Regions from separate parts of the Homo sapiens genome. Here region 2 is linked to region 1. A link is a loop called in an ENCODE intact Hi-C map of the cell type or tissue named here. Cell type or tissue: Panc1. All regions are shown on one strand. Links, peaks and the distances in the headings refer to the core of each region. The heading gives the core; the rest is flanking DNA. Region 1 has its middle 70 kb from the start of LINC01910. Region 2 overlaps SOCS6 (suppressor of cytokine signaling 6).

Region 1 (6,297 bases), core at 2,726-5,225:
TTACTGTAATTTAGTAGTGTTGATATTTTCAGTCTGTAATTCTAGTCACAAAGGCAGTACTTAGCAAAGTAACGTCTTGTTCTCTATCAATTGTGGGGCGGGGGTGGAAATGCAACCCGATGTTGTAAGACCCCGAAGTCCAGAAGATACAGTATTTCAGGTGCATTCACTCTAAGTATGCGGTTATTTCTTCCATTTGGGGCACCTTTCTCCTGTTCCTCCCATTTCTATAAACAACGCCATTTTATTAACGTCACATTTTATTTGGGGTCAGCTGCTCCTTATTTAGCTATAGCTCATTGTCCTCACCATCAATTTACATTTCAAAATACCTTACGTGTGACTCTCTCCGCCATCTGCATTTCACCACCTTTGTCTTCTGCTTCCCTGAAGATGGCGGTGGCCTCCTGGGCACCTTTTCTGCTCCTCTCCTCCTCTGCCCTCCCTGCTAGGCTCGCCCTCTCCTCTTCAGAAGCCCTCTGCCACGGATTGTCTTCTGACCAGTGGCTCCTCGTGGGTCTGTGATGATCAGGCAGAAATTGGGATAAGAGTTCAAAAATGTTTATGACAATTAGAGCAATGTTATGTATGTTTGGATCTAAGAATACAAATTTTGGCTTGTATTTTTGTAGTTGGTCTTGTTTCCACTTCGTGTTCTAGAAATTTATTTCTACCATCTATTACAGCAGCACTGGTCAGTGATGGATTGGAAGAAAACTCGCCCTTCACGACGGAAGGTTTGAGGAGCACAGCTTTACTCCTTCCTGCTGGGTTCATCCTTCCTAAGCATCCTTGTTTTGTGAATTATTCCCTTACTCAACGATTTTAATGTCTTCTCGTTTTCCATTGTATCACGTTGTATTAGTCCGTTCTCATGCTGCTAGGAAGAAATACCTGAGACTGGGTAATTTATAAAGAAAAGAGGTTTAATTGACTCAAATTCCGCGGGGCTGGGGAGACCTCAGGAAACTTACAATCATGGCAGAAGGCACCTGTTCACAGGGCTGCAGGAGAGAGGATGAGTGCCAGCAGGGGAAATGCCAGGTGCTTATAAAACCATCAGATCTCACTCACTATCATGAAAACAGCTTAGGGGAAACCACCCCCATGATTCAATTACCTCCCACAGGGTCCCTCTTGTGACACTTGGGGATTACGGGGATTACAATTCAAGGTGTGATTTTGGTGGGGACACAGCCAAACCATATCCCATGTCTAAACTCGCTGTGGAGTTTCTAGTGAATTTAACTTCAGCCCAGCTGTCCAGCCTTCTTCTTAATTCAGCTCACCAGGCTCTCCAGGGCCTTTGCTTAGGTGGAGAGGTCCGCGCATGCATGCACACAGCGTCTCCCACTCCTTTCTTAGGTTCCTGAGCCAACCCCGCCCCAGATGCCGATCCCTCTCTGTGACCCATCCAAATGGAACCATTGCTTCAACGTCCACTTCAGGTTTTTTCTCCTACGGAAGCTTCCTGCTCATCCCAAACCTTACTGGTCTTCCGGTCAGCTCAGTTCCCACGGTGGTCACCATGACAACAGGTCAGCACAGGCAGCTTGCATGGGCCGAGGGCCTCATGTGCCCCGCCCCTGTGGTCTCTGGGCAGCATCTCCGGTACTTCTCACGCCAGCCTACGAGGTAGCTGCTATTTTCACCTCCATTTTATGGATGAGGAAACTGAGACACAAGATGTTAAGTCTCATGCCATTGGTCAAAGAGGCTGTAAGGGGTGTGGAGGGGATCACAGCAGTCTTGACTGTTTTTTTGATTTCTCTGCGAGGTAGCTAATAGGAACTCTAGTTTACAGAGGAGGACATTTAAAGTTCGATGCCCTGGGCCACAGGCTGGGGAAGCATTGATTTGAACCCAGGTCACTTGTGTTAGTGTCCTTAGGCTGTGGTAACAAATCACTACAATCCAGGTGGCTTCATACAGCAGATTTATCATCTCACGGTGCTGGAGGCCAGAAGTCTGAAATCAAGGTGTTGGCAGGGTTGGTTCCATCTGGTGGCTCAGCGAGAGAATCTGTTCCACGCTTCTCCCTCTTGGAACAGCTTCTGGTGGCTGCCAGCAAGCCTCAGCATTCCTGGCCTTGTAGCTGATTCACACCCATCTCTGTGTCTGTGTTCACAGAGGTCTCCCTCTGTGACGATCTGTGCCTAAACTCCCTCTCCTTTTCGTTTATAAGGAATGCATTTAGGGCCCACTCTAAACAGAGTGATCTCATCCTCGAGATCCTTAATTACATCTGCAAAGACCCTATTTCCAAGTAATGTCACACTCACAAGCCATGGAAGTTAGGACTTGAACGTATCTTTCTGGAGGGTGTTACTCAATTTACATCAGTCTCGCTATCAAGTCCACATCCTTTCCACACTGTGCTGTTGTGCAATCACTTTGTGCCATTAAGTTTCCTATTTGATCACATACTCTCTATGCGTAGACTCAGTGTTTGACAGGCTCAGGATTTATTTAAGCTGTTGTAGTTAAGAACCATGCTTTATCCATCATCGGCAGTCCCTCAGTGCGATAAGGCATCCTCGGATGGGAGAACCTTCCAGAATTCTCCATCACAGCAAGTAGACAGTTAGGTAACATCATCTATGGATAAAGCCATTCTTATGTGTAGGCAAAAGAAAATGTATTCCTCCACACAAAAAAGGATGCCTATTGGGAGTACCGGGAAGGAACTAATAATTATTTAGCTTCCACTACATGCTAGGCCCTGTCATGCATTTTGCTTTATTCTTATTTAATTAACATTTTGTCCATTAAAGTTCAGAGCAGCAAGAAAAGAAATGAAGTACCCCAAATAGCTAAATTGTAGTTGGTTTGGGCATAGCAGGTTAGGCTAGCAAGATGGAAGAAAACAACTTTTGTGATTCATTATGAAAAACAATTATTGAAAAATAATTGAATCTTAAGGTATTGTGGGTCTTACTAATTGAATATGCTTTCATTGAAAAGACAAAAACCCAGTGCTGTGAGAGAACCTTTGTTTTTGTATTGCCATTCACCGGAAAAGCTTTTTAAACTCAATAATAAAACTGTGAATAACTTTTAGTACTAAAGTTTCAGTCATTCTTTCTTTGGTGACTTCACTTGAGGGAAGTTAAAAAAAGTGGCAGTAATTCTGAGCACAACAAAGACTTAGAATTTCAAAACTCGATTTGCATTTTAAACATTCAGGAGTAAGGACTTTTGTTTGTTTGCTTATGGTTTTTTTTACGTAGCCCTTGAGGATGCAATGTTAAAAGACAGCACTTTTAGATGAAAATGATGGGTCATGTAATTGGAGGCTGGCTGGGTTGGTGGTGGGGGTCCGCAGGAAGGACTCCCCCGGGATATTCCGCTTCGGAGTTGTTTTTAAGTGGATTGTTCCTCAAAGAGAATGAAGAGTAAATATACTTCAAGTTTAATGCTCTCTTGAAAAGCAGCAAAGATTGCTTTTTAAAATAACTAAATCTGTGATGAGGGATAAGGGAAAAGGCCTGGTATTCTCTTCTGTTTGCCCTTTGATAACTTGTTTTTGTTTGAAGCTCTGTTTTGTGGATCTATGTTCTTGAACACATTTCTGTTTTAAAATCTCTCCTCTCCTGCTGTGAATTGTCTGACTTGGTTTTGATAGTGCACTAGGCTGGAGGTTTGAGGACTATTTAGTCATGAGAATGGCCAAGGAAGGGCTGTTGTTGGTTTATCAGTAGCACCCCCTTGTGGCGATTCTATGCATTTCCTAATTCTAAGTAGCTGAAACGTTTCAAGGACAAGTTTAATTTGATTTATACACAATATTTTCTTCTATTTTTCATGTTGTTAGTTTAATTACTTTTCTCTCTTACTCTAACATTTAGTCCAGCCTAAGATCCATTCTTTCCACTTTAAATTTAGGGATGAAGCCTGTGGCTTGGAACAGACCGGGGTTCATATGAGGATTGAAGGCATTTTAATAACACTGAACACCAAGTCACTGCCAAAAGTCTGTGCCAAATCTTCGCACTTGCTTGATTTTAAACACTTGAATATTTAATTCTAAAATACACTTTTCTCAAAACAAAAGTATTTTAAATTGCTGTTATTGTTACTTAATGGTACAGTATTCCCTTTATCTTTATTCGTACTCAGAAAATAAATTCTGAGGGCTTTCTTATTAACCACTAAAACGTATACTGTGTGCAACACCTTATACAGTCTACTCAAATGCTGGATGAGATTATTTGGAAATTAAGTTGCTTGAGTGAAAATCCCATATGGGAGAGCTGCGGATACCTTAGAGCAAATTGGAGCTGCATTGGCTTTACATTTCTTTTAAAACCTCCGTATTTCAATCAGAGAACTAAAACTGAGCATTAATGCATTTCACATGGGCTGAATATCTGGTTTTGAGCTTTGCTATAACTCTAGATATTTTGGTATGGTAATTAAACTAATGTTAAAAGTGCATCTTGACAACTTCTTACTTTTTTGCCATTATAGTCTCCTATTTCTGTAACCACTTTTCCACACGCCCCTCGAGGTTTTGCCTTGTTTGAATAATTTAGATTAGGAGGTCATTCAGAGATCATTTAAAATACAATTTTGCCCAGACTACATTACATATTACTTTTGGAGGACACTAAATGAATGCTTACTTGTAGAAATAATCAGGGCGATTGGTTTAGAGGCTCAGGGCCTCATTCTTTATGAGCCTCAAATACTGCGAGTACCAGGGTTGGGGGAGTAGGGCAGTGACTCACAAGGCAGCTTCTGGGAGGAAAGAAGGAAGTCAGGTGGTGCCCACAAAAGTACTTTGCATTATACTCAATCTATTGTACTCAACTATTCTCCATGCAGAGCACATTGATCCTATGCCACTGATTGATATAGCTTCATGATTTTTATGAATGCTCCTTCCCTTATATTCCCACAGGACTGATTTTGTTGACTTTTTAAAAATTCAATTTCATACATTGGGGAAGTCCATAGTGTGATTTGTGCTAGTGGGCTTTGATTATTTTCAAAACTTAAATCCTATATTTAAAAGAACTTTCTACGAGTGTTTTTGAAAAGTATATGTATATATATATATATATATATATATATATATATATATATACACACACACATTTAATACATATGTATATATGTATTACGTATACATATACATATATACATATGTATATATGTATTACGTATACATATACATATATACATATGTATATATGTATTACGTATACATATACATATATACATATGTATTAAATCCTGGGGCCTGATAAAATAAATTTAGGTATTTTTAACTAATTAGAAGAGGAAGGTATCTGAGGCAGGAAAATAGGGTATAGAGGCGGGGAACATAAGGGCGATTCACACTTCAGCTATGACAGGAAATATTCTATCCAGTTACATAAGGCGTAGGCTGAGTAAATGACTTTATTACTTTACTTCATCCTCTTCATTTACATAGGGCGAACACCAAGTAACCAGTGGAAACCTCTAGAGGGCATTTAAACCCCCCACAATTTTGTAACGGGGCCCTTGAGCCTCTGTGCTTGGGCCCACTCCTGCACTGTGGAGTGTACTTTCATGTTCAATAGATCTCTGCTTTTGTTGCTTCATTCTTTCCTTGCTTTGTTTGTGCGTTTTGTCCAATTCTTTGTTCAAGACGCCAAGAACCTGGACATCCTCCACTGATAACAGTATCAGGGACATGGGCTGTGCTTATTCATATACATTTGTCAATGGTTGGAGGCTACTGCCCACCTCTGTGATCACTCTGGAGAAGAGAATCTTGAAGATAATTGTAATTTGGATTCCCTTCACTCCAAAGTACTGTCTTGTCTTGAATTGGGACTTTAAAGAGGCAATGGAGAGGATGCATTGAGAATGACCAAACTGTAATCACATAAGGAGCTTAACAGCACTCTGCTCTATACCTTTCTCTCTTTTTAGGCAGGTTCTGGCATCAAAATGTCTGGATTTTAATTCAGCGTGCCGTTTACTACCTCGATCAGTTATGTTGCTATGTAACAAATTACCCCAAAACTTAACAGCCCAAAACAGCATACTGTTTTGGAGAGAGAGGATTCCTGTGGCTCAGGAATCCAGGTGTAGTTTCCTTGGGTCCTCTTCTGGCTCAGGGTGTCTCACAAGGCTGCAGTCAAAGTGTCAGCTTGGGCTCTGGCTTCATCTGACGGCTCAGCAGGGGGAGAATCCACTGAGAGACTCACTCAAGTGGCTGTTGGCAGGCCTCAGGTCAGGTTGGCCAGAGACATCAGTTTCTTGTCACATGGGGTGCTCCACTGAGCAGCTCTCAACATGGTA
Region 2 (6,297 bases), core at 1,352-3,851, 160 kb before region 1:
GTTAGCAGCAATTGCCTGACCTGGCTGTGGGGTCATTGCAGTTCATTGGTGGGAGACCGAGAACAAAAAAGATGCCGCACTTGCCTTCTCTGCAGAGCCTTCTGCTCTGATTATGTTTGTTCTGATACTGTTTTATCACTCCTAACAGCGAACACACTAAAATACTTTCTAAAATTGTTAAAAGGGCATCACACTTGGAGACTGGGGAGTGATGATTATCTTATTTTCCATAGCATCGGACTCTTGAGTATAGAGAAGAAAAGAAAGAAGACAGGATATATCTGAAGGCCTGGAAGGCAGGCAGTAATCTGAACATCAGTAAGTCCTAATGGTGTCATTATGCCATCCTGAAATTTTCCAGCAGATAAATTTGGTCATCTGGAGAGGCATCCATTTATATACAGCAGTTTGTGACAGTCTGAGATTATACTTAATATACACACTTGTGCTTAAAATACCTTTTTGAAGACAGGAATGTATGGCTCCTATTAGATAAGATTTCCATCAAAAACAATTTCAATAGTTCAGTGTTAATCTTTAGACAAGGTATTTTTACCCAGCGCTCTGGGTAGCTGATTATTTGGTGCTGTTTATGGTGGCACTTACAGTGATTTTTGTGGTACACATTGTTCTGACCATATCAATAATATGCTAGATGGTTGAAGCAGCTGGGTTAGCATGCTTTGAAAGTCAGATGAATTCTTACTGGTAGATTTTTACTGTATCTGTATGTTACTTGTTTAAAGTTTGTTGTGATGTGTATAATAATGGTGTTTGTTTTTAAAGCTTAATTTTGGTTTTCAGTAATGTATTACCATCCCTCAGACAATAGTCATTTTTGTTTGTTGACATTGCTTTTAAAGTTAAAAAAGAAAAGTGACATATTTAGGAAATAACATTATTGCCAAATATCACAGACTGGCAGAAAATGTAAGCAAATACCAGTGCAGAGAATTTCAGTAGGATTTTAGTGATTTTATATATTTGCAGCAGAATTACTGCATTTTAGAGCTAGAAGGAACTGCTCTGATTATAGATTATCTTCGTCCTTGCACAGATGAGGAAATTGGGTCTAAGCAGGGTGTCATCTGCCCAGAGTCACACACCACATTAGTAGTCGATTTCAGAGTGGACTCTGGTGTATGCAGCCCTTCTTGCTGTTGATGCTTAAGGTTTTAATTTAATCCTGGGAACTGGGGAGTTTGGATTCGTGTCTTCCTGGAGGATGTTACAGTTGAGCTGGCTCTTGCAGGGTGACGTGTGTTTGATTGGAGAAAGATACAGAAGGCAGGAACAGTATCTAAAACAGGACGAATCACAGGAGCCTCTACCGTCAACTTAGAAATTCTTTTCTCCTTCCCAAGTGGGGTTCCTTGTTTTCAGTTCCTTAGTTTACCGCCTTGATATGATGAAGCTCATCCTCATAGTGACTTCCTGTGAAAGGTGATGGGGAAGATGACTTTTTTTTTGAGCCTTGTGTGTCAGAAAATGTCTATGTTCTAAGTATTTGGTGTATGCCTGGCTGTGTATAAAATTTCAGGTTAATATTTTAGTTCAGATCAAATAAGTTATTTGGCAGTGACAAATTAACTCTGAAATCTCAGTGCATGAATAGAGGTCTGTGTCTTGCTTTCACAAAGTCTGCTGTGGACGCCGCCTCCCTTGGCCTCTTCCTTTGGGTCCAATCTGCTTTCACCTACAGTTCCTGTCTGTTGTCCCCATGGCGGATGTGGGTGTATCTGCAGGTCGCACGCTGGTCACCATAGGCCAGAACCAGGCCTAGTCCCTGCAAGAATTCCAGACGCATGCAAGGGCACAAGGAGAGTCATTGAACTGTCAGTGGGGGTCATAGTTGTAAGTGTGTTTCCTCTTGGAATATTGCAGGCATTGCTCCGTTGTCGTCCGGTTTTCAGTGTTACTGTTAAGTCACATGCCGCCAGTTTCCCAGGCAGTTGTAAGCCATTTCTTTTCCCCCTGGAAGCTTTTGGGGGACTTTTGTGTTATTGCCTAAATACTAACATTTTACCATGGTGGGTCTGGTGATTGTTCTTTTCTACTTTGGATGTGCTGAGCATTCCACAGAGCTTTTCAGTCTATAAACTTATGTTTTTCAGTTCTAGAAAAACTATTAAAATGACTTTTATAATTTCTTCCCTTTCATTTTCTCATTTTCTTTCTTTTTTTTTTTTCTGTCTTAAGCTCTTCTTCATTGGACATAGGAACTCCTAAATCCGTCTACTTATTTTCTTAGCTTTTTTCTCCATTTTTCTTGTCTGTTGTTGTTGTTGTTGTTGTTGTTCTTTGGAGGGGAGTTCCCTCAATTTTTCTTTTATTGAATGTTTACTTTTTGGCTGTGGGAGTTTTGTTTTCTAACTGTTCTCCTCACCCCCTCTTTTTTAAACAAATAGCATCCGCCTCTCAGTTCAGATTTGTGAAACCTTTTCTCAGGCTGGTTTTTCGTCGTCTTCCTTTCCAGCAGTCTTAGATTTTGGTTTACTCCAGTTTGTTTTAGCCACTTAACACTGTTGTCATCTGCCGTAATTCGCTTTGTGATTTTCTTCGTTCCTGTGTTTTTGGGGAATGATGGAGATAAAGAAGTGTATGTTTAATCAGGAGGGTTTTTTTTTCCCTTCTTTTCAACAGTTTTTGTTTGTTTTGCTAGCATCAGTGAATATTAAACCCTTCGTTTTTGGGAAAACCAGATCTATTTTTTTCTTTAAATAAAAGTAGTGTTTTCAGTTAGTGCTCTCATGAAGCCACATCTGTGTCACTGAGTTCAATTAACTTAGTCGATGAAATGCCTGCTGATCTGTAGTGGGTGGTAACATAATTATTTTAATTTGGACTATTTTAAAAGCATCAAGAGATCGCATCTTTGGGAACCCACAATAAATGGTTACTTTTGGCAATCAGATTATTGTTTTATAATACAAGTAATCTTTTCATTTTGTAAGATTTTTATATTGTTTGCTTAATAGGGATATATTATTAAATTGAATAATTATTGCTTTCCAAGATTCCCTTCAGCGCTAATGATCAATGAATGAAGTTTATGTTGGCTCTTAATGTACATTTAATAACAAATTTCATGTGGATTACTTTTTGTTCCCCAAATCTGCTATTTAAAACTCCATTCTTCATTTGGATGTACTTTAGAAATGGGGAAAAGATTATTTTAACTGAAAACTCAAATTCTCTACTGCAAATTGAATGACAAAATCTTGTATGTTCTATGTGAAAGCATTTGAATAATGGGCAAATTGCTCTTTAAATTAGAGCTTTTGTGTTGATCTGAAGGCTCTGAGAGCAGTCATAACAGTTGTGTTATTTTTCAGTTAGTTTTACATGCATGTTGCCTTTCACAAGTTAGATATTTTTGCTTTAGTAGTTCATTACATTTAAGATATTTTAATATATAAACAAATTACTTTTAATCTTAAAGCAATGAAGAAACTATTAAAACACTTTGCTACAGTACAGAATAAAAACAAAACATCTTTGTTCATAATTTGTCAAATTCTGAAAGAATCTTACCTACTTGGTAGTTTATAATTCATGAGGTCATTCTTTTTCATAGACAATTAATGTGGTGAGATTTTTAGGGAATTTGCTATATTTTTAGTTAAAATAATTTTGTTTACATTAAAATGTTAAATAATTGTTTTTTAATTTGTCATTGTCAGCTATAATCATATATAGGTGAATGGTATTAAAAGAACTATATATAAGATAGTATTTTACATTTATCATTCTGGAGGTCAGGATGTATTATATATATATCAGAAAGTATTACAATAGCTGTTTCTAAGCCACCAACTGTAATTATACCTTAGCCAATAAGGTTGCAGATGTGGACATCATTAAGGATCTTACTAGTAGTAAGTTGGGGTGCTGTCTTTTCAGTGTGCAAATGATTTCCATTATCAATGTTGCCCAGGTCTCCACTGATTTAGAGTTAAGATACCTATATTAATTTGTTGAAAAGTGTCATAGTTATTTCATAGGAGTCTCAGGCCTGATACACACAGTGGTAAAGATAAAAGGCTGATTTATTTCTTGTGATGTGTTTCCAACACCAACAACCACTTCTTCAGTGTGAAAACTGAGTGTCCAGGCTGGGTGCGGTGGCTCACACCTGTAATCCCAACACTTTGGGAGGCCGAGGTGGGCGGATCACTTGAGGTCAGGAGTTCGAGACCAGCCTGACCAACGTGGCAAAACCCCGTGTCTACTAAAAATACAAAAATTAGCCAGGCACGGTGGCACATGCTGTAATCCCAGCTACTTGGGAGGCTGGAAGGAGAATCGCTTGAACCCGGGAGGTGGAGCTTACAGCGAGCCAAGATCATGCCATTGCACTCCAGCCTGGGCAACAAGAGCGACCCTCCGTCTTAAAAACAAAAAAAGAAAACTGAGTCCAACATTTCAGTTAATTCAGACCCTACCCAGAGTAAGTACAGTCCCCACAGGCAACGGGCTGAGTCCCATGAGACTGCCCCGTCCTCAGATGCCAGTCACAAGTCCCAGGCCTCTCATACTTCTGACCGACTGGCTACAAATCAGGGGTTCCCACTACCTCCTCAGATTAGATAATTTGCTGGATAAAACTCAGGAAAACATTATTATTAAGGGCACAACTCAGCAACAGCCCAGTAGAAGAGGTGCACGGAGCAAGCACGGGGGGACGTGGAGTTTCTGTGCCCTCCTAGGGTGGCCTCCTGCCCAGCTCACCCTTGTGTGTGCAAGGTCCCCGAATCTTGTAGTTAGAGTTTCTGTAGAACTCAATCTCTAATCCTTTCCTTTTCTCTTCATTTCTCTTCAGGATAGGGACGGGGGGTCGGTGCTGAAAGTTCCACACTCTAGGCACTGGGTCTCTGGGTGACCAGCCCCATCCAGAGGCCATCTAGGAGGGCCGCTTTTAATCACAGCGTTAGCATTAACAGTTGTGATTGAAAGGGGCTTGTTTTGAACAATAAAAAATATTTCTATCTCAGGAAATCCCAAAGATATAGGAACTGTGCCAGGAACTAGAGACAAAGATGAAATATGTCTTATATCACATTTCTTTGAATTGGTTAAGTGCAAATAAGACAACAAAAAATAATATAACCATTTATATAACACTTGTGTTAGGTGTTATAAATAATCTAGAGATGATTTAAAGTATGGGGAGGATGTACATAGGTTATATGCAAATACTATGACGTTTTATATAAGGGACTTGAGCATTCATAGCTTCTGTTATTCCTGGAGCCAATCCCCCATGAATACCGAGGGATGACCGTATACGTATAAAGACAGTGATGAATTGGCATATATATTTACTACTTCTTAAATGCAACTTGTTAAAATCTGAACTAAAAAATTAAGGAGAGGTGTGCAGTCATTTAATCAATTCTTTATTTTTTTTTTTCCTTAAGACTTAGTCTCTCTCTCGCCCAAGCTGGAGTGCAGTGGCATGATCTTGACTCACTGCAACCTCTGTCTCCTGGGTTCAGGTGATTCTCCTGCCTCAGACTCCCAAGTAGCTGGGATTACAGGCACCCACCACCACACCTGGTTAGTTTTTGTATTTTTTTAGTAGAGACAAAGTTTCACCACGTGGGCCAGGCTAGTCTCGAACACCTGACCTCAAGTGATCTGCCAGCCTCAGCCTCCCAAAGTGCTGGGATTACAGGTGTGAGCCACCGCGCCCAGCCTCATTAATCAATTCTTATAAGCCAACACAAAAAGCATTTTTACATGATTGACGTTATGAATATTTGTTTCATATTCAGTTTAATAATTGAATAAGAATGCATTGAATACAATTACAGTGAAGGATGCTTAGAAATGCTCATGGGAAAGTTGTTCATTGCTGGTTAGATATCTAAGTCCGTACATATTTTTATTTTCATTGAGTCAGAAGCTTTTAGAACTGGACATGATTTAGAGATTATCATGTATTTTATATGGAGATTCACTTAGTATCCCCCTGCAAATTTAAGCTAGTGCTACCCCATACTTTTGTGTCAATAGCCTATAAAGTAGGAGTGAATCACTTGAAAATTTATTAGAACTTTTGTTGTAAATATAAATTTATTCTTAATTTAAGTTAAAATTATTTGTCAACTTTAAGTTCATTTTTCTCAATTTGGCTATATTTAACTTTTTTAAATCTACCTTTGTAGCCATGCAGTGTTCCTGTTGCATTTCAATTAGAGGTTATTGTGGTAAGAGCTAAGGGCCCTGAAAGAAGTCAAAGCAACTGTATTCCATTTATTATGCAAATGTAATTCTGTTTTTATGTAGTTGTAA

The links. A loop is a pair of places that touch in the nucleus more often than their neighbours do. Peaks named below come from ENCODE experiments on the same cell type or tissue, not always from the same donor. Only the 100,000 strongest peaks of a DNase experiment are listed, where the experiment ranks them.
Region 2: a loop joins it to region 1, with 4 times the contacts of the local background. A loop is called at or near these places in 1 of 110 quality-filtered maps.

What each region holds. Positions count from the first base shown.
Region 1 is chr18:70,451,201-70,457,497 of GRCh38, forward strand. No RefSeq gene overlaps it. Among named protein-coding and RNA genes, the nearest start is that of LINC01910, 70 kb to the left of the region's middle. In Panc1, for the core only: CTCF peaks have their summits at 3,695 (motif pointing left) and 3,895; a DNase peak (open chromatin) is centred at 3,691; H3K27ac peaks cover 2,272 bases.
Region 2 is chr18:70,294,730-70,301,026 of GRCh38, forward strand. The region is part of intron 1 of SOCS6 (suppressor of cytokine signaling 6); the gene reads left to right. Among named protein-coding and RNA genes, the nearest start is that of SOCS6, 8.8 kb to the left of the region's middle. In Panc1, for the core only: no CTCF peak of the experiment used is centred there; no DNase peak of the experiment used is centred there; H3K4me3 peaks cover 2,056 bases; H3K27ac peaks cover 2,500 bases.